Linked DNA regions of Mus musculus: regions 1, 3, 4, 5, 6 and 7 are each linked to region 2. Evidence: chromatin loops called from intact Hi-C (ENCODE). Cell type or tissue: heart. All regions are shown on one strand.

What was found. Hi-C counts contacts between places; a loop is a spot of excess contacts. Peaks named below come from ENCODE experiments on the same cell type or tissue, not always from the same donor. Only the 100,000 strongest peaks of a DNase experiment are listed, where the experiment ranks them.
Region 1: a loop joins it to region 2, with 7 times the contacts of the local background. A loop is called at or near these places in 13 of 42 quality-filtered maps.
Region 3: it touches region 2 in a loop (4-fold over the local background); 17 of 42 quality-filtered maps call a loop at or near these places.
Region 4: it touches region 2 in a loop (3-fold over the local background); 26 of 42 quality-filtered maps call a loop at or near these places.
Region 5: it touches region 2 in a loop (4-fold over the local background); 30 of 42 quality-filtered maps call a loop at or near these places.
Region 6: it touches region 2 in a loop (4-fold over the local background); 15 of 42 quality-filtered maps call a loop at or near these places.
Region 7: a loop joins it to region 2, with 5 times the contacts of the local background. A loop is called at or near these places in 37 of 42 quality-filtered maps.

What each region holds. Positions count from the first base shown.
Region 1 is chr19:24,602,112-24,606,111 of GRCm38, reverse strand. No RefSeq gene overlaps it. Among named protein-coding and RNA genes, the nearest start is that of Gm50341, 48 kb to the right of the region's middle. In heart, a CTCF peak has its summit at 1,774 (motif pointing right); no DNase peak of the experiment used is centred here; H3K27ac peaks cover 306 bases.
Region 2 is chr19:24,298,994-24,302,993 of GRCm38, reverse strand. The region is part of intron 14 of Pip5k1b (phosphatidylinositol-4-phosphate 5-kinase, type 1 beta); the gene reads left to right. Among named protein-coding and RNA genes, the nearest start is that of Fxn, 20 kb to the right of the region's middle. In heart, CTCF peaks have their summits at 1,434 (motif pointing left), 1,717 and 1,918 (motif pointing left); a DNase peak (open chromatin) is centred at 1,893; H3K4me3 peaks cover 752 bases; H3K27ac peaks cover 1,175 bases.
Region 3 is chr19:24,633,061-24,637,060 of GRCm38, reverse strand. No RefSeq gene overlaps it. Among named protein-coding and RNA genes, the nearest start is that of Tmem252, 39 kb to the left of the region's middle. In heart, no CTCF peak of the experiment used is centred here; a DNase peak (open chromatin) is centred at 2,270.
Region 4 is chr19:24,620,260-24,624,259 of GRCm38, reverse strand. No RefSeq gene overlaps it. Among named protein-coding and RNA genes, the nearest start is that of Tmem252, 52 kb to the left of the region's middle. In heart, a CTCF peak has its summit at 2,246 (motif pointing left); a DNase peak (open chromatin) is centred at 2,239.
Region 5 is chr19:24,883,421-24,887,420 of GRCm38, reverse strand. No RefSeq gene overlaps it. Among named protein-coding and RNA genes, the nearest start is that of Foxd4, 16 kb to the left of the region's middle. In heart, a CTCF peak has its summit at 1,705 (motif pointing right); no DNase peak of the experiment used is centred here; H3K4me3 peaks cover 238 bases; H3K27me3 peaks cover 1,955 bases.
Region 6 is chr19:24,475,084-24,479,083 of GRCm38, reverse strand. The region is part of intron 1 of Pip5k1b (phosphatidylinositol-4-phosphate 5-kinase, type 1 beta); the gene reads left to right. It overlaps Fam122a (family with sequence similarity 122, member A), which reads left to right and starts at 1,610. Exons shown (of 1, transcript NM_026520.3): 1 at 1,610-3,305. The coding sequence starts at 1,728. The coding sequence ends at 2,582. In heart, CTCF peaks have their summits at 1,610 and 1,820 (motif pointing right); a DNase peak (open chromatin) is centred at 1,633; H3K4me3 peaks cover 3,279 bases; H3K27ac peaks cover 2,013 bases.
Region 7 is chr19:24,869,048-24,873,047 of GRCm38, reverse strand. No RefSeq gene overlaps it. Among named protein-coding and RNA genes, the nearest start is that of Pgm5, 9.2 kb to the right of the region's middle. In heart, a CTCF peak has its summit at 1,549; no DNase peak of the experiment used is centred here; H3K4me3 peaks cover 527 bases; H3K27ac peaks cover 219 bases; H3K27me3 peaks cover 1,119 bases.

The DNA of each region.
Region 1 (4,000 bases), 300 kb before region 2:
CAATCCATATTAACCTCTGGCTATCACAGTGGGCTGGTTGGCTCACTTGGTGAACCAGCAAGGAGACACCTGTTTGTTGCCTCTTATGATGTTACATTAGGTCCCTAATGGGCTTCTTTCTAAGAGTCTTTTTTTTTCTATATTTTATAGAGTATGTGAAGCTGATAACATGAAGAAATAACAAAAAAATGAACAGCAGAGCAGCCAGCAATAGGTTGCAAACACAGTGGAATGACCAGCTGCCTGCTAGTTGGAGAAGATGCAGAGCTGAGTGGTCTTCAGGGCAGATTGCAATGCTGCTAGCTGCACTGACAGCCACCAAGGAAGAGCCATGGGATAGGTGGCCAACAGCAGCAGTAGTGAAGGCAGAGAAGCTGCCTCCCAAAGGGTGGTGACTGTGACAGTGACCACAGAGACAAGAGGCGGCTTCAAAACTCAAAAGTATAGCCAGAGTAGCAATGAAAGGAACAACACAGCAGGACTGGATGGGAGGGTAGACTGCTGAGGATGAGGGAAGGTAGGCTAAACTGGAAAGTTCTGGTTTCTTTGGAGACTCAGTTAAGTTATAATGATGTTTTTGCTAAAGCAGACACAGGTGAAAGGATGTTTTGCTATAGCAGACACATGAAAGAACGAATGATGGCTAGAAAGAATATAAATATGACCCCACAGACGGTGTGAGCTCGAGCGTTGGTTCGCTTTGCTCTGCCTCCCTAGTCTTCACTGAAGACACACATGTATTGATCCACTTTACACTGTGTTGCTGTGCTTCACTTGTGGTGACTTCATAAAGAGAAACTCCCCAAAGAACTTCTCGTGGGGTTCCTGTGGCTTCTGTCACTTCTGTGGACTCAGGTGGTTAGCAAGCTTTGCGGTTTCTTCTGGATTGAACTGCTCTTGCCGATTCAGGTGTGGTGTCTGCCGAGTGGACTGGGCTGCAGCTGCTGATTCGTGTTTGGTGTTTGCAAGTGGACGGGACTGAAAACAACAAAGACTGGAATCACTCCAAAGAACTGTTTTTAAACAGGTCCACTTTCCCTGTATCCTAATAACCTTTCTTTTCTATTACCTCTGGTAGGTGGTGAGCTAGAGGAGAAGTTGAATCTGTATTAAATTAGGGTGTGAAAAATATATGCCTACAGTAGACACATGGGAAGAACCAGGATGCTATTTACTTTTGTTGTTGCTGTAATCTGCACAGTTGACAAGAAGCAAATCAGGTGAGAAAAGTTTCTTTCCGGGATCAGTGCAGTATAGCAGGGGAAGAGTGGGGGAAGATGGCACCTGATGGCCAGAGAGTATGACTGGGATGCCTCAACTCACATGTCTGGGGAACAGCAAGCAGAGAGAGAGATAGATGCTAGTGTTCAGTTCAAATTCCTTTTCTTCTTATTCCACACAGTGCTACTCATATACATGGTGAATCCTTTCCCCCTCGGTTAATTCTCTGAACTGACCTCGCTGGTAAACGCAGAGGTATTCCTTGATTTCCTGGGTGATTAGTAACCCAGTCAAGTAGGCAATGAGATTAATCATTTCAGGTAGATAAGAAGAACTGCAGGCTCTGGTCACTAGAAGAGTCTCAGAGAGCTGTCGAATCCATAGGGCCAAGGGTCTCACATATCCCAGACTTAAGAACTGTAGCTGCTGTCAAAAGTTGAAGAATCCTAATGCCAGGTTCTTCCAGAGGTGGAGGAATCCCAATTTTATAAGCCTATAAAAGAGCTGGGCCATTTGTGAAGCTAGGGTCTTGCGACCTGAAGCCTGTGTGAGATCTTTGGCACTAGATGGTGCTGCCTGCTGCCCGTCCCACATGCCTGCTGACACCATTCCCTGTGATCAAAGTCCAAGGACATAAAGGTGCCAGAGGCCAGGCTAGTGGAGAGATTGCCTCTGCCTCCCCACAACTTCTATCAGGGTAGAACAAAAGGCCCCGACGTGCTGACCAGCAGGCTCACACACACTGTTTCCAAAAGCTAGATTCAGAGAAAGGAGCTGGACATAGAATATGGTAGGTGAGGGAGAGCATCAGTTTGTCAGTGGGATGGGTCATTCCTGTCCTGTCCCCAGACTTATCCCACGTGACTCCTCTGCCTCCCTCTTGAGTCCTGAAGAAAGGTCTGAAACATTGCTTTTTTTGTTTGTTTGTTTGTTTGGTTGGTTGGTTTTGGTTTTTTGTTTTGTTTTGTTTTTTGTTTTTCGAGACAGGGTTTCTCTGTATAGCCCTGGCTGTCCTGGAACTCACTTTGTAGACCAGGCTGGCCTCGAACTCAGAAATCCGCCTGCCTCTGCTTCCCAAGTGCTGGGACTGAAGGCATGCACCACCACCGCCCGGCTGAAACATTGCTTTTTAATAACGAGAAAAGACACCTTTGGAGCTTTAAGATGAATGGAAAGTATGGGGTTATATTACATTGTTACAGCTCTGCACAATCTCTCTCATGCTATCACTTTTTCTCACACTCTGCCCCTCCTCTCCCTTTCAACTCTTATCACAGGCCTCATTCTTCAAAGGCCGGCTCATGTACCATCAGACTCTTCCTGTCTTCCCTTTCTCTGGGTGCAGAAGAATTTTTTTATTCTTAAATGTAATTGATTTACATTTCAAAAGAGCTCAATCTTCACTATAATGATCATGTACTGCTCACACACACACACACACACACACACACACATAGGGTTTGACATTGTCATGAACCCAGAAGGCTCTGCATAGCTAAGGACTATGTGTGAGTCCTTGCTGAGAACTGGGCCAACTGTATCATTTGTGAAACACCCACCTGCTAGTGAAGGCCAAACCAAGAAGCTGGCAGAAAAGATGTCTTGATATCCGCTGTATTTTATAACTAGGGGACGAGATGACAGAGGTTAGCAGTGTGAGTGTGGAGGGGTGTGGTGGCAGCCTTAAAAGAGACAATGAGAGTCGGCCTTGGGGAAGAGCCTGCCATATCCTAGGAGCTCAGGTACTCTATATAGATAGTCTCAGAGATGAGAAATGGCAAAGCGAAGTACACATCCCTGGTATGGGGCTATTGTCGAGTTATTTTAAGGTATTTATGGTGGGTACTTGGTTTATGATTGACACTCTCCTGCCTGTGCCAATTGATATGCAAGACAGAGGAAGAGAATTGGGACTGAAGAAAATGGAAGGAACATGCTTCTAGGCCTGGGAAAAAAACTCTAGAGTCAGGGCTTCCATTGGCATTTCCTCCCTGAGACACAGGCTAACAGAGTTTCAGGTGGTGACCCTAAAAGGCATCTCATTGCTGAAGACTCTGTTAAGAGGATAGTAATGAGGCCTCTGAGCGATGGTGGGTGGTGTCACGGACCCTATGCCAACAGCCTACATCTGAGGTGGCTCTGGGGTAAACAGGTGGGCATAGTTGATATCAGAGAGGCAGAACGCAGGCTGGAGAGATGGCTCAGCCATTAAAGGCTGGGCTCACAACCAAAAATATAAGAGAGGCAGAACTCTGTCTCACAGCATCTTGTGAGCTAGTGGACAGGACCATGGAATAATTCTAGTTAACTTTGGCTTGGGGTGGGCCCAGAGGGTCAGTTCTCCTGGAAATGAATTTTGGTTTCAGTGGTGGCAGATTCCAGTAGAAATCTCAAGCACCAAATTACAGCTCCTGTCCTCTTTGTTTTTAGGGGAGGGTGTCAGAAAGGGCAACAAGGGGATCCACTGGAAAGGCCCCTATTCCAAATTCAACCTGTATTCTGTGTAAATACGATTGGAACACAGAGTTGCCACTTGACAATGAAGTATCAGACCGACCGCACCGTATGTGTCCCTGTGGTTGAGGTGGTTACAGTACTGCGTTGTGCTTGGCTGGACCTTAGACGTGGTCATCAACCTTGCCTGAGTGAAGATGAAAGATGGACCTCGTTCAAGAAAGCGATAAGGTACAAATGCTAATAACAATGCGAGCCAGTCCTGAAGGTTCCATGCATGCTTGCTTTGCCAGGACCTGGACTTTGATGTATCTCAGTGTCCTTA
Region 2 (4,000 bases):
GTCTCTTGTGAGGCTTTTCCCTTGAAGATTCGATGTTTCCTTCTTAGTAGTGATATCCTAACCCACTTTGTGGTCAACTGATCCAAACTAAGTATTTAATTTATATCCCTGTGAAATATGCAGACTTACACCACATTGATTTGTGTGTATTGGGTAACCTGAGATTTCCTTTTAGGGATCCACCCAAAGTTGTGCCTTTGGGCTTACAGAGGCCTTGTGACTTTTCTCTGTAACTTGAACTGGAATTTAAAAGGATGGTTGACCTCTGAGGAGAGATAACAGTTTCATCATTCAGTATTCAGGCATTTAATTCAGGTCCTACCAATGTTTCGCCCAACACTGCTTTCCAGAGGTCCTTCACCTTCACACTGTACACCCCTCGGCTTCCTGGCTCATTTGCAAATATTCAAATCCAAGGGAGATGGTTTTTTAAGATGGCTTTATCCAGTGTGACCAAAGATGTTTCCTGTTGAATGCTGAGCTGATGAGCCACAGATTGGGGTATTGAAAAGCAAACAACAGAACTGAGTGGGCCGCACTGATGGGAAATGCGAGCTTCTGCCGTTCTCCTAGCGGGATGGTCGCGTGGATATCAGCCCCCGATGCTGCCTGTCACCCTGGGATGCTAAGGCAGCCTGCCTGGGGAGGGGAACCAACAAAAAGCCATTCCCACTGGGAAATGGAGTGGGAGAGAGTGCCCTTTCGTGGCTCCCAGGGAACGGGTTGTCAGTGAGAGGTGAAGGAATTGCATTCTTATTAACAGAGAAATCTAAAGGATGGCTGCCACCCAACAGCGACTTCTCTCCTTCTGTTACTCAATCCCATTGCCTTTACACTGGCCACATTAGCATCCTCTCAATAACACGCCCTTTATCTGTGAAAGTGCTTCTGCAAAATGGCTGTTTGAAGTGCAAAAATAACTGCATGTAAGGAAAAGAAACAGTTAAACCCCACCCCACCCCCAATTCTCTGCCATACTAGTATTGGAGATTAGTGTGCTGACCTACTGTCAGCCCTTGGACAGCTTGATTATTCGGTGTGTTTGGGGTTGTTAATGCTACCCTTTGATCATGGGAAGAAGGGTGGCAAAGAAGTGAGCGTGGTTGAATAAACAGCTGCCACGCCATGGTGTGGGAGGAAAGCCTGAGAAAATACCAAGACAAACGCTCAACAAATTAGGTCACAGGGGTCTTAGAAAACTCAAAGCAGGGGCTTTGGCAAAAAGAAGCTGAGTTTCTGAACTTGAATCCTTAGGCTTGGAGGTGAATGATGCCTCCCCGGCCACACCGCATCAGTAAGGGTCTCTAATCTTTACCTGCTTAAGCCAGTACCGGCTGCCCCAGGGGGTGTTGATTGGAAACTCTGGCATTCCCACTGCCTCTCCCGAGGGAGCTGGATTCCCAGGTCTAGGTTACTCCAGGTCTAGGGGATCTAGTGCCCTCTTCTGGCCTCTCCAGGCACCAAACATGCACAGATACACATGCAGACAAATACGTATGCATATAAAATAATAAAATAAAATTTAAAAATATAAACAAAGCTGACCAAGTCTGACAGTACATGAGAAGGGGTCCAGGGGAGGAGCCTGAAGGCCTGGCTTTCCTTTGTTTGTTGGCCTGTATTACTCTCCTGCTGTAAGAAATTATCACAAACTGTGTGGCTTAAGCAACAGAAATGTGTCACCTCCTAGAGGCCCTGGGTCTGAACACAACATACCCACAGTGCCTTGCTCCCAGAGCGGATGTGAGGACAGATCGCTACCTGTGCTTGCAACCTCTCTGGGCTTCATATGTTTACTGGTAGTCGGAATCACTTTTCCTCTGATTCTGAAAGCAAGCCCCTATGATTGACAGCCACAAACTCACTGATCGGTGTCCCTCCTTTCCACAAACCCTCTGCTGCCACCTACTGGTGAAAAGGCAGCTCTGCCCATGGGTCTGGGGGAGTGACTGAAGGCTCTATTGAAACCTAATGAAGAGTGAGTATGGGGCTCAATAACCTGTTTCCTCTTGGTGCACTTGACCACATTCTTCCAGCATAATGCATCTCAGCTCATCAGGTAGCAGAGTCTTTGGGCATCAAAGGCATCTCATACCACAGGCCTAGCATCTGCCGTCTCAGGTTGGCCTGGAGGCTGCAGTTAGAATCGTGCAAAACAGAGAGGAGAGAGGCTCATCTCTCAGACTCCAGCATGCGCTTCTCACCCACTTTAGTCTCTGGGAAAGCCTCCTCTTGACCCTTTAATCCAGCATAGAAAATGCCACTTCTGCAGTTGAGACAGCAAGGGTAACACTTGATCTTAGCCAAAAGGCCGAGAAGCGTCAGCAAGTGTAACATAGTAGCAACAAACACCCAGTGCTCCAGGCCTCCCTTATGCTGTCTGTGACCTATCCTGCTTAGGGGAGTAGGATTAAATATAATAAAATGAAAATATGGATAATTTAAAGACAAGAGTATTCTTTAAATCCGTGGGGCTCCTGGCCACTGTTTCTTTTTGCTAGAGCTGTCACAGCCAAGCACTAGGATAAGTCACTTTAGAGTGTAGGAAGGTCTTCTTTCGTGTCTCTATAGACTGGGAGTTAGTTCACAGTCAGGTGTCAGTGGGGTCCCTAGCTCCATTTCCAGAGAATCTGTGTAGGCCTCTCTACTTGGCTTACAGATAACTGTCTACTCCCTGGGTCTACACAATGTCTACTCTGTGTGTGTCTGTGTGGTCCAAACTCCCTGTGTCTAGAACAGTAGTTCTCAACCTTCCTAATACCATGACCCTTTAATACAATTCATATTGTGGTGATGTCCCAACAAATAAAATTATTTTCATTGCTACTTCATAACTGTAATTTTGCTACTGTTATGAATTATAATGTAAACATCTGTGGGTTTTTTTTTGATGGTCTTAGGCAACACCTGTGAAAGGGTCATTTGTGCCCCACCCCCACCCAAAGGGTCACAACCCGCTGATTAAGAACCATTGCTCGGGCTGGTGAGATGGCTCAGTGGGTTAGAGCACCCGACTGCTCTTCCGAAGGTCCAGAGTTCAAATCCCAGCAACCACATGGTGGCTCACAACCATCCGTAACAAGATCTGACCCCCTCTTCTGGAGTGTCTGAAGACAGCTACAATGTACTTACATATAATAAATAAATAAATAAATTAAAAAAAAAAAAGAACCATTGCTCTAGTAGGACACTCGTCCTGATGAAATAGGACCTAATCTACCATCTCATTTAAACAGATCTCCTCTGTAAAGACCCTGTCTCCAAACAAGGCCATACTCTGGGTGAATGACAGTTAGGGGCCTCCACCTTAGAGGGACATGGGTTAGCCCATGACAACCATCGTGTACTCCAGTAGAAAGCAGCACTACCTCTCCGTACTTCCACAGACAGGGCCTGGTGAGCCTTCGGCTTCACAATGTCCTTAGCTCTAGTGTGGCTGGGGATAGCCCTTCATGCTGATGACAAAGCAGCCAGGAACCAAAGCCTGGGCTCTTTGTCAAATGATATCAGCACTGGATTCAGTTCCCCATCTCCCAAGTACAGCAGAAGCTGAGGTCAATCAATCAATCAATAAACCAGACTCCTGGAGCTGCAGGTCGGTGTGCTCTGAGGTGCTCATGGAGCCACGGAGATTGGCAGCAGGCTCAGTTGAGTACCAGAAGTTCCCCTGTAGAATAATCAAGATGCATGAATCATTGATGTCCTCCATCACCTCCCCGCCCTCTGGAAAGAAATTAATGTTAAAATATTACTGCTGCACTAACAGTTTTGAAATGAGAGACCTTGACCTCAGTCTTTTCCCTGACATCTACCTGCTGCAGCAACAGGGCTCTTTGATGGAGCACAGGAGATTGGCAGGAGACCAGATAAACCACAAGTTTTGACCAACATTCAAAAATCCAGTCAGTGACATTCCACCAGATTAGACCCAGATAGATGTCTTCACCCAAAGTGTTCAAATCCTTCAAGAACAGCTACAGTCCCATCTTCTACACCAAAG
Region 3 (4,000 bases), 330 kb before region 2:
AAAATCTCTAGACGGAGCGAGGTGGATTCCGATCACTCGAGCAAAGGCTTCCCTTTACCATACATGATGCATTTGATTTCCGTCTGCTTGCGTGGGAGCCAAGGTACAAATCAACGCTTTTAATGAGTGTTCTTTTCTACACAACTGGCAGCGGGCACACAGCACAGAAGGTGAGAAGGGAAACGTGCGCTCTGCAGAGAGAACCACAAGGTGGAATATATTTAGTTTGTTACATAAAGCAGAATGATTACAGCAACAGTCTTCATTGCTAATTCTGCCCCAGGTTAGAATGCAGGCAGGACTAGGGAGTCCTGTTAGAGAGAAGCAGCAAACTAGTGAGGGAGAAGACTGGAGAGAGGAATCCAGTTGGTTGCTTTCGCTTACAGTTTCTTGGAAATCCTCGAATCCCTGCAGGCTGCAGGCGGCATCCATCCAGCCGGTTAGCTGGGTGGGAGGAAGTGAGAGAGCCACATGCAGACCTCAGCCACCTCTCTTTGCTTTATTGGTTTTGTGTAAAGAGTGAGAGCCAGACTTTTGTTTGTTTGGTTTGGTTTTTTGTTTATTAGCTTTAATTTTTTTGTTTGTGTGTGTGTTTGGTTTTGAGACAGGGTTTCTCTGCGTAGCCCTGGCTGTCCTGGAACTCACAGAGATCTGTCTGCCTCTCCCTCCCAAGGGCTGAGATTAAAGACATGTGCCACCACCACCCAGTAAGAGCCACTTTTTAAAAGTCTGAGATTTTGAACAAATGGTAATATCAGCTATGTACTGTTTAAAAAAGAAAGCAAAGACACACACACACACACACACACACACACACAGAGAGAGAGAGAGAGAGAGAGAGAGAGAGAGAGAGAGAGAGAGCGTGTTTCAGGTGTCCACCTTGCTTAATGGAGTAGAGCTGTTAGGCCAGCATTTAGGGGCTTATGCTCACAAGCTCATGGCCAGGCGGAGGGCCATAGGGAGACCCTGTCTCAAGCAACAATAATGAAATAAACAATAAACACTGAGTTTTTCTTGCTTATTCTTGGTGGTTAGTATTGCCACCAAGTGATGTACCACCTGACATACTCTCTGTCCCTCCTCACAATAATCCCTCAAGGAAACCAGAACTAACTCCATTTTATACCTAAAGAAACTTATGGGTGCCCATCTGCTGTGTGGTCAGAACTCCACAGACTCTAAGTCAGAAATAGACACGCTGGTCTTTGATACTCACTTCCTGTCTGCAAAACCTACCCCACATTGCAGTGATGTTTTAGCAAAACCCAGGCCCAGGTACACGGAGACTGAAGAAAGGGACAGATGCAGGATCTCATAGACTGCAATTTATCGTGGAACTTACGGACAAAAACACATGGCCCTGGATGACAACAAGACTAAGTGGATCCAATTACTTGGGACAAAAGAAGGGTTGGGACGAAAGTGACCTCACCTTAGCTGGAGTGGACCTGGCCTATCTTAAGAGAATATCAAAGAGCTGGGCACATTCTCGGCCCCAGGGTCTGCCTATAAAGACCCACATTCTACTCATGGTTTGGTTGGTTGGTTTTGGTAGATGGCGATGGTGGTGGTGGTTGGTTGCTTTCGCTTACAGTTTCTTGGAAAACTTCAGAGGAAAACTGAATAGTGTTATTTTAGGCAGCTGTGGAGGCAAGATGGCGTCACTCATGTCAAGCTGAGTCCATGGGAGTGTTCTGAGGCCCATAATATCTGCTCTCTGTAGCTGTCTTTCTATCTACAGAAATCACCTGAGAAATGAGACACAACGCTTCTGAAACTAGCTAAGTACCAGCGCATGCCCAACACCGCAGGATAGCTAAATAAGAAAATGTGTTTATTTTTTAAAAGATTCACAAGCTGGACACAGCAGTATGGGTCAATAATTCCAGCCCTCAAATGGCAGACACACGAGGATCACAGATTTGAGGCCATACTGGAATATATAGCAACTTCCAGGCTAGCCTAGCTATAGTGAGATCCTGTTTTAAGAATCAAAAACCCAAACAAACAAAAGACAAGAAATTCAGCCATTTTGAAAGAGCAAAGGAAAAATTTATTTTATTCTGCTTTTAGTAGTCTTTGAAGGAGAAAATACTCTCAAATTATCATAGAGGGGATTCAGTGTTTAGCAGTGGCTCCTGCAGGTCTGTCCTTTTTTGGCTTTGCACTCAGTCAGTCAGGAGGCTTCTTTGTAGCCAATCTGCAAGCTCAGAAATGCAGAAGGCTTCTCCTGCCCTCCAGAAGAGGGCTTCAGAGTCCCCATCCCAAGATTCAACCTGATGAAACACAGCTCGACCACTAGAGGGAGACGGCGAGGTCCTCGTGCTTCTGTGAGATTTCAAGTTTGTATTTGCTTACGAAGATGTCCTGATGCTTTCACCTAAGAGTCGGGCTTTACACTGAGTGCACCGAGCCTGTGGAAATGTGCCCTCCAAACCCAGGATTCTGTCTCATTTGAGTCTATCTGACATCCGCTTACCCAATAAAAAAATCATTATCTCCTGTTCAGGCTCTTCAAAAAACTGTTTGAAAAATAGATTGTCTTTGTGTGCTCAAGTCAGCCACACCTCAAGAAACTTTCAGAATGCAAAATATCTCCTACTGCTTTACTCCTGAGGTAGTGCCAGTCAATATGGAATGTACAGATGGCAGGAACTCTCACCCTGGGCCATAAGAAAGTAGCCCACTCAGTTCCCACACAAGTCACCTCTATCCGTGCCTATTTAATAGAGCTGCCGATGGACTCTGGGGGAGTCAGTGTGCTTCCCCAAGTGTGACTGCAAAGGGCTCTGGTGCTAAAGATAAAGACAATGATGAAATTTATGCTTTGAGTACCTCTTCTGCACACAGCTAAGACTTTTGACTGGATACTGGGTTTTTATAGCAGGGAGGAATTGAAGGAGATTGAAGATAACCCACAACATGAATAATTACCCTGGCAAAAGTGTTACTCACCCAGCCCAGAAATGTCGCTCTACACCTTAGTACGTACCCTCCCTTCACCTGGAACCGCAGCCCAAGGCAACGTGGTACCCACAGATGGCTGGTGATGATGCTGTATTTCAGTGCCGTACAGTCATGTGGATGGTATAGTGGGGGAGGGGGAGCGGGACATGGATGGCACTGGTATCTAGAATGTCTAGAATGATACTAGTTGGACAGTGTAAGTGTAGGGCATAGCTTCGTTCACAGGTCTGGCTGGATAGGAGCGTCTTCATGGTTTGCTATTGGGCCTTTGAATAGAAAGCAGTAGCAGCGTCTTCTGCAACCTTTATCATTGTTCAAGCCAGATTCATAAGCAGTAAGCTCTCATTTCAGGAACTATCATAAAACCTCATGAGAGAAGGACTCTAGACTGACTTTGTAAGCAGACCTTTTCTTTCAATCCTGCTAATGTCCTTCCCACTGCTCAAGACCTATTTTGAAGGCCTCTTTCTTTCCTGATGTGTTTCCTGGTACCCAGGAGGATGTGACCTCTCCCATTGTTTCAATAAGGAGCAATGAAGCCAAATACCCCACCTCTCTTCAGGATACAAATGCTGGGCAGTCCCCTTCTTTACATTGAATGTACATGAGGTATTTATAAGGCCAAGTGATATGGTTCAGCCCTAAATACATAGAACCAACAAAAGTTGCCTCGTGATCCATTGTAAGTCAGACTATCCTTGGGCCCTCTGTCCTTCCCTGTGTGGTCCTGGCCAATGGATATAGAATTTCTATGAGGCAGCTAGAAGACAGTCTAGCAAGTTGATTAAAACCAACCTTCACAGCAAGACTGTCTTCCAGCTGCCCCATGGGACTTCTACATCCATTGGCCAAGGCCACACCTGAGTCCAGAGCCTCACCTGAGGAATCGTCCTGATTACTTGATTGCTATGTGGGTGGCACCTTCTGGTAGCAGCCCAGATAAGAAAGGTGTGGCAGCAGGAAGCTTACTTGCCTTTTGTTCCTTTGGCCTTCCCTCTCCCTGCAGATTTACCCTATCACTGCTTCGGATTCC
Region 4 (4,000 bases), 320 kb before region 2:
ATAGGTGTGTGATGGAGCCATGGGATGATGGCAGAACTAGAGACCTGCAGTGATGGGTACGAGAGCACAGGAGTGGAGGACTGGGAGCACAGGAGTGGAGGACTGGGAGCACAGCTGTGGAGGACCGAGAGCGCAAGAGCGCAGCTGCAGTGGACTGGGAAACATGCTGTTTCCGATTAGGGCTGGCAGAGTGGTATGCAGTAGCCTGAATGTGAAGCCCAGCTGCACAGTCACCCTGTCTCTGAGCATCAATAGGATGTCTAAGATGGAGACCATTCACTTTTCTGGATTGGGCTTACTCAGAAAGACTTCCATGGTCCATGCTGTCACTGGAGACCATATTGGTGTCTGTGGTTTGTGCTACTGCTGGAGGCCATTAGTGTTCATGGTCCATGTTACAACCAGAGGACAAATTGTTGTCTGTGGTCTATGCTGCCATCTAAGACGAGGCTGATGTTTGTGGATCTTATTACCACCAGAGAACTCATAGATATCTGTGGATCATGCTGCCATCTGAGGCCATGTTGATGTACACGGTCTGTGCTCCCACTGGAGGCTGTGTAGATGTCCGTTTTCTGTATGGCTGCCTGAGACCGTACTGAAGTATGTGGTCTGTGGAACGCCACTGAAATCTAGGAGGAAGTCCACGATCCTGGCTGCTGTTGGCTGCTGTGGGCAGGAAGCATCTTCTGTAGTGGAATAAATGACTGCAGACTCAGAGTTGAGAAGGAGAGACATTGAAGGGTTCTGTGACAACCCCTTCACCCCCCAAACCCTGACCAAACCAGTCTAGACAGGAAGCCATTGAAGAGACTCCCTAAAAAGTATGATCAAGATGCTTAAGTGTAGCTCTTCAGAGAAGATGGCCTACGGAGGAAGTGAAGAGGGGGGCAGGCTCAGTTATCTTTAAGGGGTTGGCCACTGGGAGCTTGACCAAGCTCCAAGAAGGCAGACCTAGGAGGAGTGGGAAGCAAGGGTGATCATGGTGCAGTGTGTGAAGTTTCTAAATAATCAATAAATATATTATGTTGGGGGAAAAAAGGAAGTTCTTAAATGGAAAGTTGAGACATGTGACAAGACTGTTACAGATGGAGTTTGAAGGGCTGGGGAGATGGCTCTGCTAGTTGAGTGTTGTGCCATGCAAGCATAGAGACCTGCGTTTGGTTCCCAGCACACACATTAAAAAGCCAAGTGCTGTAGGCTCAGTGGTGGGGAGGCGGGGACCTGAGAACCCCTGGTGCTCGCTGGTTGGTCAGTGTAGCTAAACCAACCTGTGGCCTCCACATGCATATGCACAAATACAAACGCATGCGTACAAACGATGAATAATTTAAAAATATTAAATGGAGCTTGACCTTGAGGAAAAGAATAGTTGAAGTTTCATAGTTGCTTTTCTTCATTCAATAATAAGAAAGACCAGCCGGGTGTGGTGGCGCACGCCTTTAATCCTAGCACTTGAGAGGCAGAGGAAGGTGGATTTCTGAGTTCGAGGCCAGCCTGATCTACAAAGTGAGTTCCAGGACAGCCAGGGCTATACAGAGAAACCCTGTCTCGGAAAAAAGAAAGAACATGTGTGTGTGTGTGTGTGTGTGTGTGTGTGTGTGTGTGTGTGTATGGCCTGAATCCATGCATATGGCAAAAAGTAGAGGAAGGTGGCTGGCTTGAATTCAGAATAAATAAAGAAATAATGGCTTAAGGGCACTGCAGCCCTTCCAGAGGATGGGGGCATTTCCCGAGCATGTCCATAATAACTGTAACTCCAGTTCCAGGGGGTCTGACACCTCCTCCTGGCCTCCGTGGGCAGCCGTCACACACATGTGACACAGACATTCATGCAGGCAAAACACCCACACACATTAAAATAAAATAGGGTTTAAATAATAAATACTTAAAACAAATGCCTATTAATTAATTAATTATAAATTAAATTAAATATTATTAAATTAATAATCTATAGATAAATCATATTTATCTTATAAATTTATAATGTATAAATAAACAAAATAAATTAACTTTAAATTAATTAAATCAAAAATATTTCATTAAACTAATAATGAATTATTATTTAAATTTGGATATAAATAATATTTAAAATAAATGAATGATAAATAATAAATATCTAATATTTTATATGTGTAGGTGTTTTGCGTGTGTAGACACATATCTATTATTCTTTTGTTTTTCAAACGTGACCTCTCCCATTCCTCAAGCCTGTTGTGGCGTGGTGGTGCGCCCTCTGGTGGTTCAAGGTTTAAATAGCTCCACCTGCCCCAGTAGTGACTGTTCTGGTAGAAACCAATCTCAATTAAAATAAGAAACCTCAATTTGGAGGTGTGTCCTGGATATGCCAAGTCAGGGTGATTTCCAGGAATTTTTAAGGTATTTCTGGTTTGCATGAGCGTGTGTGATTTGCATATATGTTTTCAAGGACATATTCTAGCCACCTGTGCCTTGGGTTGATCTGTGTGGCTTGAAATAAAGCCGGTTAGAGGAGACAGTGTGAAGTGGACAAAATGGGTTTCTGGCAAGCGGCCCGTCCTGTTTTTGTGCTAAAACACCAACCAAAGGTAACTAGTAAAACCTAGTTAGTAACCTAGTTAGTAAAACCAACCAAAGTTGCTAGTTAGAGTCAGGAAAGGAAGAAGTTAAGGGTGCGTCTTATTTTTTTTTTTTTTTTATTTATTTATTTATTTTTTGGCCCTGGCATCTGGGTACACAATGGTATTGTTCACTGATTTGAATTCTACAGCAGGCAAGGGTTTGTGGGAGCTGTGAAGAGTCCAGTTTATGATATGCTTGTCCTAAACCAGTGGTCCTCCACCTTCCTAATGCTGTGACCCTTTAATACAGTTCCTCACGTTATGCGTGACTTCTAACCATAAAACTATTTTTGTTGCTACTTCATAACTGTAAGGTTTCTGCTGTAGGAATCATAATGTAAATATCCGTGCTTTCTGGTGGTCTCAGGTGACCCTGAGAAAGGGTCATTCGACCCACAGGTTGAAACCTGCTGTTGAGATGACTGTGTGGAGAAGTCAGCCTGTGAGCTCGCTGAGTCTCCGTCTGAAGTTCTTTCTGCTGCAGTGTGGATGTTTGTCCTCCACACGGATCTTAAACTTGCGGATGGCAGAGAGTGGGTGCTGGCAGGGACCTTTAGTCATGGCTGCGCTGTTCTGGCCTAAATGGTTTGGCTGGGGCATCTCTTTTGATGATGGTATATAAGGAATAATGCATGAAAGAAATCCAGTATTCCCCTTCCAGAAAGCATCCCCACACCATGCTAATGTTATTCTTGATGCATCAATGCAAGGGCTCTCGATGCATGCTAAGCCAGATGTTTTCCTTTTTTTTTAACAATCTAGTCATTGTGTGTCTTCTCCAGAATCACTTCTTATAACACAAAGGGAAGGTTTAGAATGAAGAAGGCAAAATGGCAGGCACCATTAGTATCTGCTACAGACTATTTACTGGGGGCCAGGGGATTCCCTCGGACTCCGAGTAAAGAGCTCAACTCAAAATCAGTTAATGTCCCCACTAACGGGGCTCAGTGGCAGGGGTTGCTCCTTAGGTGCTATACCAATGAGGACACAATTTGTACATATTAGAACCTTATCAGGAGTGAACACTAAACAACCCCCCAGCCAGGAAAATGCTAGCAACATGCTAGCTTACGTGCTTTGAACATAACATCTTCAAAGGCACGAGCGGGACACCAGAAGTAGATAATGAAGCCTATTGCTGGAGACACTGCATGCTTTAAATGAGATCACAGAAATGGAGCTGAGGCTGAAAGTCCCCTATTGGCAAGTTTCCATACTGCTGGACAGTACTATGTAGGCTGCTGGGAGGGGAAAGTCAGCAGTAATCTCTCTCAGCTATGGGCCCTGTCTTAGTTAGGGTTTTACTGCTGTGAACAGACACCATGACCAAGGCAACTCTTATAAAGGACATTTAACTGGGGCTGGCTTACAGGTTCACAGGTTCAGTCCATTATTGTCAA
Region 5 (4,000 bases), 580 kb before region 2:
CTGGTCATAGCTCACAACTGTTTGTAACTGTAGCTCCTGGGAATACAGCGCCCTCTTCTGGCCTTGGCAAGACCTACACTCACATGCACATACCTCCACCAACCACACACACAAAATCTTTTAAAAAACTCTGTTGAAGTCAGTTAGTGTTTTGGTAATGTCTTCTAGTCTCTATGGTAAGTACTCCTGATGTTCATTTCTTATAAATAAGCAAAGGTGGTGGAAGACAAAGAAACAGACTCAGTTAACAGCTGTCTGACAGCTGTCCTGGCTGTCTTGAGCAAAAGGACTATCAGTCTAACAGCCGGCTGACCTGCCCTTATGCCAGGATCAGCCAGCTGTCTGGAGCACTCCAAAGATGCCTTGAGACAACTATGCCAAGACTTCACGTAGCTCATTGCTCTGGCCCCTGGAGGCATAACATCAGCCAGAGCTGTTTGAAAGCAGACCTTTGCCTATCACAAGCCTCAGGAAACCATTTCTGAAGGGACTCTGGCCAGCTCGAGTGTGGTGAGCATGTCTCTGGCAGGCCTTGCCCTTCTTCCTGATTCTCTCTGCCTTGCTAAGAAACTGTTAGATTACACTCCTAAAGCTGATCAGCCAAGGTCTATCCCCTTGTTTGATCAATTCCTCTTCCCGAGGCTGACCACCAAGGTCCATCTGTCAGAGTACTCAGGCCCAGAAATCAAAAGTCTCCTTTGGCTCACCTAATTAACATTCCCAATTAAATTAAAACACCTCATCCTAACGTGGGGTTTCCCGTCTTACCATTATAAACTGCCATTTGCCTATGGACCATGTCTGTCTCCACTCTATCCAAAGGCAGTCCTTAGTTTCCCTGACAAATACCTCTTCCCCTCTCCCTTGACTCCCTTTTCTGTCCCCTTCCCTCTTCCCATCTCCTTCTCTTTTCTCCTCTATCTCATGCCTTGTCCCTTATCCATGCCCTCTGTCTCTCTGGGACAAATTAATCTCCTTTGTGCCTTGGTCTTGGGGTGTCTTGAGCCAGCTTCCAAGGTTGCTTACAATTTCCACCTTTGCCAGAGTGGGGTGCATCTCCTTGTGGTCTAGCAGAGGCCTGTTGTGTCTGTTGCTGAGGTGAGGCCATGATTGGTGCAAATTATAAGCCTCAATGCGCATGATTGTTGCTAAGAGGCAAGGCTGTAACTGACCCAGACAGTGGGTTGTGACTGGCCTAAACAGCCCTTCTGTGGCTGCAAGAGCAGACTGCTCAGAAGTGAGGTGACAGGAAAGACTGTCCTGTTTTGCCTGAGTTTGCAGGTGTTATAGTGCGAGCTTTTCTTGCTGACATTGTAGCATGCAGAGGCAGCAGAGGCAGCAGAGTGGTGGGCATGTCAGTGTCAGGGGCAGACAGAGTAGAAGGTCAGAGGCAGCTGTAGCTGAGCAATCGGTAGGCCAGGCTGTGAAGGCAGCGAGGCACCTGTCTTCTCAGCTAAGCAGATCTGGAGTGGTCAGGCAGGAAGAAGAGTGACGAAGGAAAGAGATGACAAGGGAGGCTGGAGAGCTAGGGCTGAAGGATAAAAGCCTGTCAGGAGTCAGAGGAGAGCACCTGTAAGCCTTGGTCTCTAAACCAGAGAGTTATCAAGTCCTCAGCGTCAAAGGTCTCAGCGGCCCCAGGTCAAGAGCTGTAACACCAGCTGATGTCAAGGACCGAGAGATCTTGTGGCCAGTACAAGATTGTAACACTAGAGGGCAGCATCCTCACTGTTTCCTGCTGCCTAATGCCCGAGGTCTCTGCATCCAAATACAGAAGAGAAGCCTTTGGTGAGGTTCCACTTGCCTACCATGATTTCCCTCTGGGTAGAGCTAAAGGACTGTCAGCTGGCTAGAGACACCGTGTGACTCAGAAGGTCATATAAAATGCAGGCTGGGTTTGCTGCACCCCTTTATATGTAAAGGAATCTTAGATCCAGAAGGAAGATTGTAGTGACTTAAGGGGCAGGCATATCCACTTCATAAATGTGCCAAAACAACACACCAGAAACTGGGTGGCCGAAAACAACTGCCTCATTATTCACAGCAGCCAGAAATCCAAAGTAAGGTGTTGGGAGCACCGTGCATTCTCGGAAGGCTGCAGGGAAGTCTCTGTTGCGTGTCTTATCTTGGGCTCTCCTGTTGCTTGCCAGGCTAAGCATTCCTCCAGCACTCCGTGCATGACCATCACTCTGTGGGAGCACTGCTCCACGGCTGTTGCTTTGCTTCCATCTCTGCCTCCCTTAAGGGGTTCTCCCTGGGTCTATGTCTGTGTCTCTTTTCTTCTTATGACATAGCAGGCTAAGGGCATATACTTAACTGGTTATATGCATCAACAACTCTGTTTATAAAAAGAGCTTTTTACAAAGTTCTCTGCTCTTCTGCGAATCCATGTGTACTCAACACTATTCATGTGCACAATCAAAACTGCTTAGGTTAGGATGGTAAATGTCACATGTGTGCTTTTATTACAGAAGCCGTCCTCTGGCATGTCCGTGACATATGGTGAGGCCGACCTCAGGGACAGTCAATGTAAAGCATCAACTCTCAGTGACACCCAAGACTTTACCCTTCAGCCAGAGATCAGACCTCTGCTCTGAAATGCTAGGTTCTTTCTGCTCCCCATCTCTCTGCCAGCTTGCTAAGGAGTATTCTAATGCCTCCCAAAGTTAGGTTTGGGAGAGGAGATAACTCACAGAATGACAAAACTATGCTGTTCCCCCTAAGATTGTCATGGATTTAGCACCTAACTCACATCCGGGGGCAGCTCTCAGTTCCAGGGGGGACAGACTCTTTACTGGTCTCTCCCAATACTGGGGGTCTAACTTAAAGCCTCATGCATGCTGGACAAGCCGTGGACAGTGAGTGACACCCTGACCCTACCTACTGTGGCTCTGGCACCTGTGCTCCTGTGGCTGGCACAGTAAAGCTGAGTCTCTCCTTCCTCTCTGGGGTTTCTAGGAAGGAGATCGATTTCTATGAGCAGTGACACTGTTGAAACTGATAAACGATATATACATATACATACATATATATATATATACACACACACACACACACATATATGTGTGTGTGTGTGCATGTGTGTTTGTGTGTGTGTGTAGTGTATGGACAAGGATTATAAAAGACTGAAGAAGCTGCAAAAGAAGAAAGGGTTAAAGGCAGTTTTGGACTTTTGTTTTTTGTTTTGTTTTCCACAAAATGGAAGAGGTTTGAACATGTTTCTATGATGAATAAGTTAAAGAGCCCTAGGGATGGGGAAGCCAAAGATTCCAGACAGAGAGCAAGTAATTGATGGGACCAGCTCCCGAGGGTCTGGGGTCTGAAGTGCAGGAGGATGGATCAATCATGGGCTTGGAAGGGGGGCAGGAGGGAGGCTGTAGGTGCAGATGTGGCTGGGGAGGGGGGGGGGGGAGGAAGTCCTCGGTGCAGCTGGGTGAACCGTGACAACACAGCTCTGGAAATACTGAAGGTGTTCAGCAAGTCAAGAGCCGTTGCTGGTGTGAGCAGCTGCAACAACAGCTTGCGACGCTCGCAGTGCCCCGTGGGTAGAAGATTAGTTAGGGATTCTGACCATGGGAACTGAGATGGGGAGGGCAACCTACTCCTCATGCTGACGGACGGGACTGCGGGGGCACAGGTTCATTGTTAAAACCTGAAAACTGCTCTGGAAGACCAGAGGGAAGCCCCGGTTGGTACCCACCTCTCTCTGGCACTCTAACACCAGGACTTCAGGTACACCCCATCACGCTTTGGTGTGTGGGGCATGCATCTGAGTGTGTGGGTTTGTGCACAATGTATGGAGGCCAGAGGGGGATGTTGATTGTCTTCTTCCATGACTTGACAACCTGAGTTCGCATCCCCAGAACTCAGTGAAAACCCGACTCTGTAGCTCTTAGTTTTTCCTTCCAGTGCCCCCTAAGGAAGTTGGCAAGCTGACACAGGAGACTATCAGGAAGCTCATGGGCCAGTTATCCAGGCTCAGGGCATCATCAAAGAGACTTTA
Region 6 (4,000 bases), 180 kb before region 2:
CTCCCCGCCTCCCTATTTCTTTGAACACCGAAATTTAACCTATTGGCAAATCTCATCCCAGATGACATCAGTGGATCCCCTTCTCCCCATTCCCTACTGTTACAACCCTACCCCAGTATTCTGCTCTCTGTAGCAGCTTTCTACTCTATCTTCTGGCCTCCACTCTTGCCTCTGGCCCCCTTTCAGCTCATTCCATGGTGTTTAAAGCAAAAACCATGCTGAGTGTGGCACGATATGCCCTTAGCCCTACTTCCTTTGGGAGTGAGGTGAATCACTAGAGCCCAGAAGTTTGAGATTAGCCTGAGCAATGACTTAGTGAGACTCCATCTCAAACCATAACAGATAAAGCCCAAGCCTATTATTCCCCTGCCTAATACTGCTCAGGGACTTATAATCATAGGACTGGGCGCTCAGTCCGTTGACCTCTCAGGTCACCTGTCTCCTTCTTGATTTTTCTTTCCTTGTTCTTCCCCAGACGGGTGGGTATGTTGGCCCTTCGCATTGGTTGGAACACTCGGCCCTGCCCCCACCTCCCACAGTCCACAGGATTTGTCATTTACAACTGAACTCTGCCCAACTGCCCCTCAAGGGCTATATATAGGTAGTGCTTGACCACACCGTCCCACTTCTACCTCCAGCCATACCACCAAAAGTCCCCTATTTTCTCATCCCCCACTCCCACCCAGTAGAAACTGAATGTCCTCACACAAGTCCATTTCCTAGCACAGTACCTGGTACATAGTAAGTAGGTATGCCCGAATAGGAGACTTGACTGAATAAATGAACACATACAACTTCCCTGTTAATGAGATACAAAGTTTTGTATTAATTACATAAGCTAAAAATCTGTTGATCTATGAATGTGTCTTTTTTTTTTCTTTCATTGGATTCCCACACCAAGTGAACATTAGTATGTGCACGGTTAACGGCAGAAATATGACAACTTTTTTAAAAAAGATGTCACAAAGCTTCTTCCTCCCAACCGCCTTAAGTCTACTATTCTCTCTTGGCCCTCCCCGATTCTGTCCTAGTGTAAATCAACCTCCTCTTTGGCCTTTTCCCTGTAGGTTCTAATCCCATGTCTTCTTCCTCAGACCTCAGCCAAAGGCTGCTCCTGTACCCTAATATGCTTCCTTGAGAACGCCCGGGAGTTCATTGTTCTCAAAAAAAGCCCAGAACTTGCTCTTGTCCACCATCAGGCTAACAACCCTGTCCTCCTGGTTCCTGTCTGTCACCTAGCTGGGTAGCAGTGGCTCCCTGCTTCCAGTCCAGTTTTACAAAGCGCCGCCGTGGCCTCCTTCAGACTTCCCTCTGGGAAGCCCACCAGGCCGGGCCAAGCTCAATCATGAAGCCCCACATCACCAAGGGCCTATCTTTCTGAGCTCACACTTGCTTCATAAGCACATACACTTCTCAATGCCCCGGCCTCCGTAACCTGCCTTCCCGCGAGCCCGCGCCCAGTGACTATTTGCGGAAGAAACGAACACTGGAGTCGCCCAACCACTGCTCGCCCCCTGCCCCCGCCGCGGCGCCGCAGCCATGACGCACTAAGCTGGCGCCGCGAGAACGGGCGTGCCAGGGCGCCTGCGCGAAGGGGCACGCCTGCGCAGAGGCGCGAACCCGCTGACAGATTCTCGAAGGCGGCGGCGGCGGCGGCGGCCTTGGGCCGCGGGGAATGGGAGTCCCAGGGCCCTGACTGAGCACCGCCCCCGCCTCCCGGCCGCGCCATGGCTCAGGAGAAGATGGAGCTGGACCTGGAGTTGCCCGCGGGCGCGAGCCCGGCGGAGGGCGGCGGCCCTGGCGGCGGGGGCCTGCGGAGGTCTAACAGCGCCCCCCTGATCCACGGCCTCAGCGACTCGTCGCCGGTGTTCCAGGCCGAGGCGCCCAGCGCCAGACGGAACAGCACGACGTTCCCGAGCCGCCACGGCCTGCTGCTCCCGGCCTCGCCGGTCCGAATGCACAGCAGCCGCCTGCACCAGATCAAACAGGAGGAGGGCATGGACCTGATCAACCGAGAGACCGTTCACGAGCGCGAGGTGCAGACCGCAATGCAGATAAGCCACTCCTGGGAGGAAAGTTTCAGCCTGAGTGACAACGACGTGGAGAAATCCGCCTCCCCGAAGCGCATCGATTTCATTCCGGTGTCTCCGGCACCGTCCCCGACCCGGGGAATTGGGAAGCAGTGTTTCTCACCGTCCTTGCAAAGTTTTGTGAGTAGCAACGGACTGCCTCCAAGTCCCATTCCCAGCCCAACCACCCGATTTACCACCCGGAGAAGCCAGAGTCCCATCAACTGCATTAGACCAAGTGTTCTTGGACCATTGAAAAGAAAATGTGAAATGGAAACTGATTATCAGCCAAAGAGATTTTTCCAGGGCATCACCAACATGCTGTCTTCTGACGTTGCACAGCTGTCAGACCCCGGTGTGTGCGTATCTTCCGATACCCTGGATGGAAACAGCAGCAGTGCCGGATCTTCCTGTAACTCACCAGCGAAAGTCAGCACTACCACCGACTCTCCTGTGTCGCCCGCCCAAGCAGCCTCCCCCTTTATTCCAGTAGATGAACTTTCCTCAAAGTGACTCACTCATCTTGAATCCCCCTCCCCCAATGGAGAGACAAAAAAACAAAAACAAACAAAAAAAAAAAGAAAGAAAAAAATCAAGTTAGAGCAAGCACTGAACTTTGTCGATTACGTTAAAGCCGTTTCCTATTTGACTCTTCCCTCTTTTTGGAAATTCCTGAAATGTTATTCTAGAGAATTTCTATGTCAGGTTCCTGGGGATGCCCTTGAATTCAGTGTAGTAATATTTTCGGACTTTTTATCAATAAGTGTGTTGAAGCATACATTTTACGCTGCTAATATGTCTAAATACATATGTTATCCCTTGATTTTTTAAATAATTGAGAGCTCTATTTATTTATGGGATTATTAAGTTCTGATGAAAATATAAATGTTGAATTTCAGTTTAGTAAACTGATGTTTTAAAATTCCATAGTTCATGGCACACTAATTTTTGGTGTTTTCAATGGTTGCTATTTTACATCTACTGAAGAATTTACCTACTTACAGCTTTAAAAAGAATGTTAGTCATATCAGTCCATTGGTTGTCTAGTTTACCCAGGAGCCCTTGGTATTTAATGTCCTAGGCAGAAAGGTGGATGGGAGGGAAAAACGACAAAAGGAGAAATAGCACTTGCAGCAAATGTTTTAAAATTCAGTATATAAAGTAAATATTTACGGACATTTTCTAACACTTTTCATAGTAACTCTGGTAAATCACACTAATACAAGTACAGAAATGACAAGTTTCTTTGTGAAAACATTTTTAACCAGAAAGTGCATTCTTTTGGGTATAGTCCTAAACAAGCAGGGGGACGGTGCCTTGTAGTCTTAGCTCACATGGAGACAGGTGAAGGCAAGGCTCTTGCTGCCATCTCAGATTTAACACTTGTGAAATGTAAATGTGTGAGAAGCACCGTTGAGTGTTGGAGAATACCCAGACAGACGATACTCTCTCAATCCTTGATAGACTTGAAGCTATCCAGTCACGTCTCCATTCTTAAAATTCTTGCCAATGAGAAGCCAGAGCAGCTCGTGGCTGCTTTTTTTGCTCTGCCCATCTGTCACCTTCATCTTTTTCCCTTGCTCAGGAAGGAAGCAGTTGTTTCCTTGCCAACAGGTACTTCCCATTTCCCACCAAGCTAGGGCGTGGCTAGATAAAGGTACCTCTGACTTGGGTTTCTAACAGCGTGATACATCTCTGTAGTTGGAGTTATATTAACAGCATTGGAAATGTCAGTTAATTAAAGACCGATGATGATCAGTGGACAGTCACATCCATAAATCATCACTTAGGTTTTCTCTCTTTTTTTTTTTGCCAGGGGGTGGGGGTGGGGAAGTTTCCGAGACAGGGTTTCTCTGTATAGCCCTGGCTGTCCTGGAAATCATTCTGTAGACCAGGCTGGCCTCGGACTCAGAAATCCACCTGCCTCTACC
Region 7 (4,000 bases), 570 kb before region 2:
GGCCTTTCCTTCAGTTTCTGCTCCAAACTTTTTCTCAGTATCTCCTACCATGGGTATTTTTTATCCCCCTTCTAAGAAGGACCGAAGTATCCACTCTTTGATCTTCCTTCTTCTTGAGCTTCATGTGGCCTATGAATTGTATCTGTGAATTTTGAATTTGAGAAGGGGTGTGCTATGGTTTGGGTAAGCGTCCCTGTAGTCCCTAGGGCTAAAGGCTTGAGTATAGGCACCAACCTTAGGGTAGGAATTGGTAGGCGGAGGCTAGCTCAGTGAGGGTAAGTTCTAGAGGGGATCAGGGACCTTCCCCTTTCCTGTTTCTTAGTTTTCCACCATGACATGGACAGGCCTTCTCTGCCACATGCTCCCACCATGACAGGCTGGCTTATCACTAGACCAAAGCAATAAGGCCAAGAGAACATGGGTAAAACTTCTAGCCCTGTGAACCAAAATAAGCATTCTGTCATGTTGGTTACCTTAGACAACTAGTGATGTCTGAAGAGCTGACAGACACAGGCTGTCTGGTAGACACAGGTGGGAAGGGTGTAGGGCCACTGGCAGTGTAGCTAGGCTCTGAATCCCAAGACCACTATTCATGACACAAAATGAACAATAAAACGTATTGGAATTTAGCAAGAATGCACGTTCTTCTCTTTGATTTGAGTTATGAAAAAAGCTCCTCCAAGGCAAATCGAAGCCAGAGTCAGTCGCAGTTGCATTTCAACAAGGATCCCATTAAAGGAAGGACTTAAACTTCTGCCTTTCATATAGCAAAGGACTAATATTTCTATTGTTAACTGTGGGGTCCAGGAGTTGAAAGGCGATAGTGACTGAATCTTCCCCACTTTGGCTGGCTTAGAGTCAGGGCCTGGGACGGACAGGTGGCTTAAAGGAACCGCTCCTGGGCAAGGCTGCCATCTGCAGAGAGGGTGGAGATCTGTTTTATGTTAACCTTAAAGGGGAGAGGGAGGGGGAGGTGGAGGTAGAGGTGGAGGTGGAGGGGGAGAGAGGGAGAGGGAGAGGGAGAGGGAGAGGGAGAGGGAGAGGGAGAGGGAGAGGGAGAACAAAGAGAAGATGGGGAGGCCAGAGGTCAGTGCTGCTCCCTGTGGGAAAGATTCTGCAGTAGTCATGTGTGCCTTTAAGGGCAAAGTTTCTTTGTAATATGTCCCTTTTAATCAGAAGACTCTGAAAATAAACTAGTTATGAATCAAAAAGGCAGCTCCTAAAGTCTGGGCTTGTTTTGAGTTTTGTGGGGTGCCTTGATTGCAAAGAAGCAATGCTTCATTTCTTGCTCCAGATATAAGGCAGGATTCCCTAGGCTATCATTTCAGATGTCAGGAACCTTGAATGGAACAAACAAACAAACAAACTTTTCTCTACACAGGGTTTCTCCCCATTGTTTAGTAGAGCCTGGTCTAATATTTCCTCCTTAATATATCCTAGAATCCGTGTTTCTCTCAAGTGATGACAAACCAATCATACAGCCTTCCTGTCACTGTTGTCACAGGAAGATCTGCAGATCTTCGCGGACACGCGTCTGCTGCATTTCTTGGCTCCTCCTTTAGGTGGCGCTGTTTGACCATTTTCTCCACTGGTGCCTCAGTACTTGGGACCACATTCAGAAGAGGAGATTGACCCCCGTTGTTGATAAAACCCCACTTTCCCTTTCACAGGATGCTCTCTTTGCACGGAGTACAGCCAGCCGGTGCTCTTTCTGCATTGCAAGCCCGAGACATCTCTCTGTTGCAATAAAAATAAAGACTTCTGAATGACGTACTGCTGCCTGCTCTGTCGTTGCTCTGTCTGAGTCGCCGGGCAGCGGTGGCAGCCTTTAAAAACATAAGTGGATGGATGGTAAAGTGGGATGGGGTGGGGTGATGCGAGGAGATCTGCAAGTCACAGAATGTGGACTGATCGTTGCCATATAAAATAAGCTTGAAGAAGTAGCCTGAAACTGTGCAGGAAAACAGAAAAAGGAGAATTTGCTGTGGGGAGTTATCGGGAGAGGTCATTGTGGGCTGTTCCATGCACAATAACCATAGACTGCTTTTTAAATGTGTGTGTGTGTGTGTGTGTGTGTGTGTGTGTGCTTGCACAGTTCCATGCAGTTGTTCATATTTTCTTTTACAGTCAGAAAGTTGATTTATCTTCTCTTCTTATGGACTTCCTCCTAAAGTTGGAAGCCCCTTGAAAGCTCCCCTCCCCCGTTTATTTATTTATTTACTATTAACAACCATCTTTTGATTCTAGAGTATTAAAGGACAGTTGAACTTTGGGACTCTGGCTCTGGGTGGGGTTGGCAATGGAAGTACAGCATTTCTCAGGAGCTCACTGCTTGGGGACTTCACTCTTGACATTGTGATTCCTGCCCGGCATGGTGGCAGGTGTTGGCTGTTGTAGCCCTTGGAAAGCTAAAACAGAATTGATAGCCTAAGCTATAGTGACACCCAGTCTCAAACAGGACAACACAAAACTGACCCAAGTGTTAGCTTTTTACTTTTGCACTGTTTATTTCAAAGCAGTAGGCAACTTTGGGCTTGTTGTTAATTGTCTTTCATAGAAGATCAAGCTAAGGGGACAATGTAACTGACAAACTTGCTTCACCCACCCCTGGTGCCAGCGGCCAGCATCCCATGGCACTAGTAATGGGGTTGTACTGATTTGGCACCTACTGAGAGCATATTTGACCCATTATCTTTTCAGAATAAGATGCAATATCTCTTGTGTGGAATGATCTGGAAGGGGCCTGGTGCGCTCAGTTTCCTTCCAACACACGTTTGGTGAGATGAATTAGCCGTTTAAATCAGGAGATTCAGCAATTAGAGTCCATTTTTTTTTAACCCCAGAGAAGAGGAAGATATTTGCAGCTGTTTCAGAGAACGCTAAATCAGAGGCTGGTGGAACGTCGCTCTCCCTGAAGGCTTCCATTCCTCGGCAAGCAATCTGTGGGTTGCACATTGAACTGTGGGAGCATGAAGTGCTTGCTTCCGGGAAGACCTGGTGCCTCAGATGTTAGCCATTAGGTCCCAGATGTGAGATTTTTCAAGTTAAACCGAAGCAGCTCTGGTAGGAAGGCCCCTGTCTGATTATCCGTGCCTTCTGTCTCTGGATAGTCATCTCAGAAAAGCCAGATTTCGGCAGAAAAGTTGTTGTTGTTGAACATCGTGCAGCTGAAATCCTTTAAGAATAATAGAAAACACGGGGTAGGACTGGGTACATCGTGCACTTCAACACGATGTAGAGGCCACGGGCTTCCTAATAATAAGCCAAGATAAACAAAAATCCTCACGTGTGTTGAAAATATTACCTTCTCTTGTTAGATAGAGAGCTGAGCCCAGCCATATATCCTCTCCAGTGGTGACAGATTTTTCTGATTATGATTATAATATCAAAGTCATTAGTCTTACCTTTGGCTCAGGAACAGATATCGCTAATCATCAGTGCTTTCCAAGGTAAGGCCTCACTATCCTGGAGGCTTTCCCTCTACCCTGTCATTTTTTCTCCCCTCCTTTGAGTATAAATATCCTGTTGGCTCTCCAGATGGGCTCCAGGGAATGACACAGCATGTTTAGACATAGGTATGGTTTGGCTTGTAATTCCTGTGTGAACTATATACAAGTTTTCACTCCTCTGGATTCCCCTGGCCTCTGGGATGTTCATATCCAACAGTTGAGTACCATTACAGTAACCTGTAATGTTACTGAATTATTTAGTCAGTGGTGGTGTGGTGTGTGTGTGTGTGTGTGTGTGTGTGTGTGTAGAATGTCTAGAATTTCCTCTGTGTTTTCTTTATGGAACAAAATCATGCCACCCCTGGTTCTGGAGAGAAGGAGGCTCTGAGAGCACTGGCTGCTCTTCTAGAGAACTGCAGCTCAGTTCCCAGCATCCACTTTGTGGTTCACAACCCTCTTTAAGGATAGTCCTAGAGGGAGCTGATGCCTTTTTCTGGCTTCCTAGTGCACTGCACGAATGTGGTGCACAGGCATACATGTATGCAAATAAA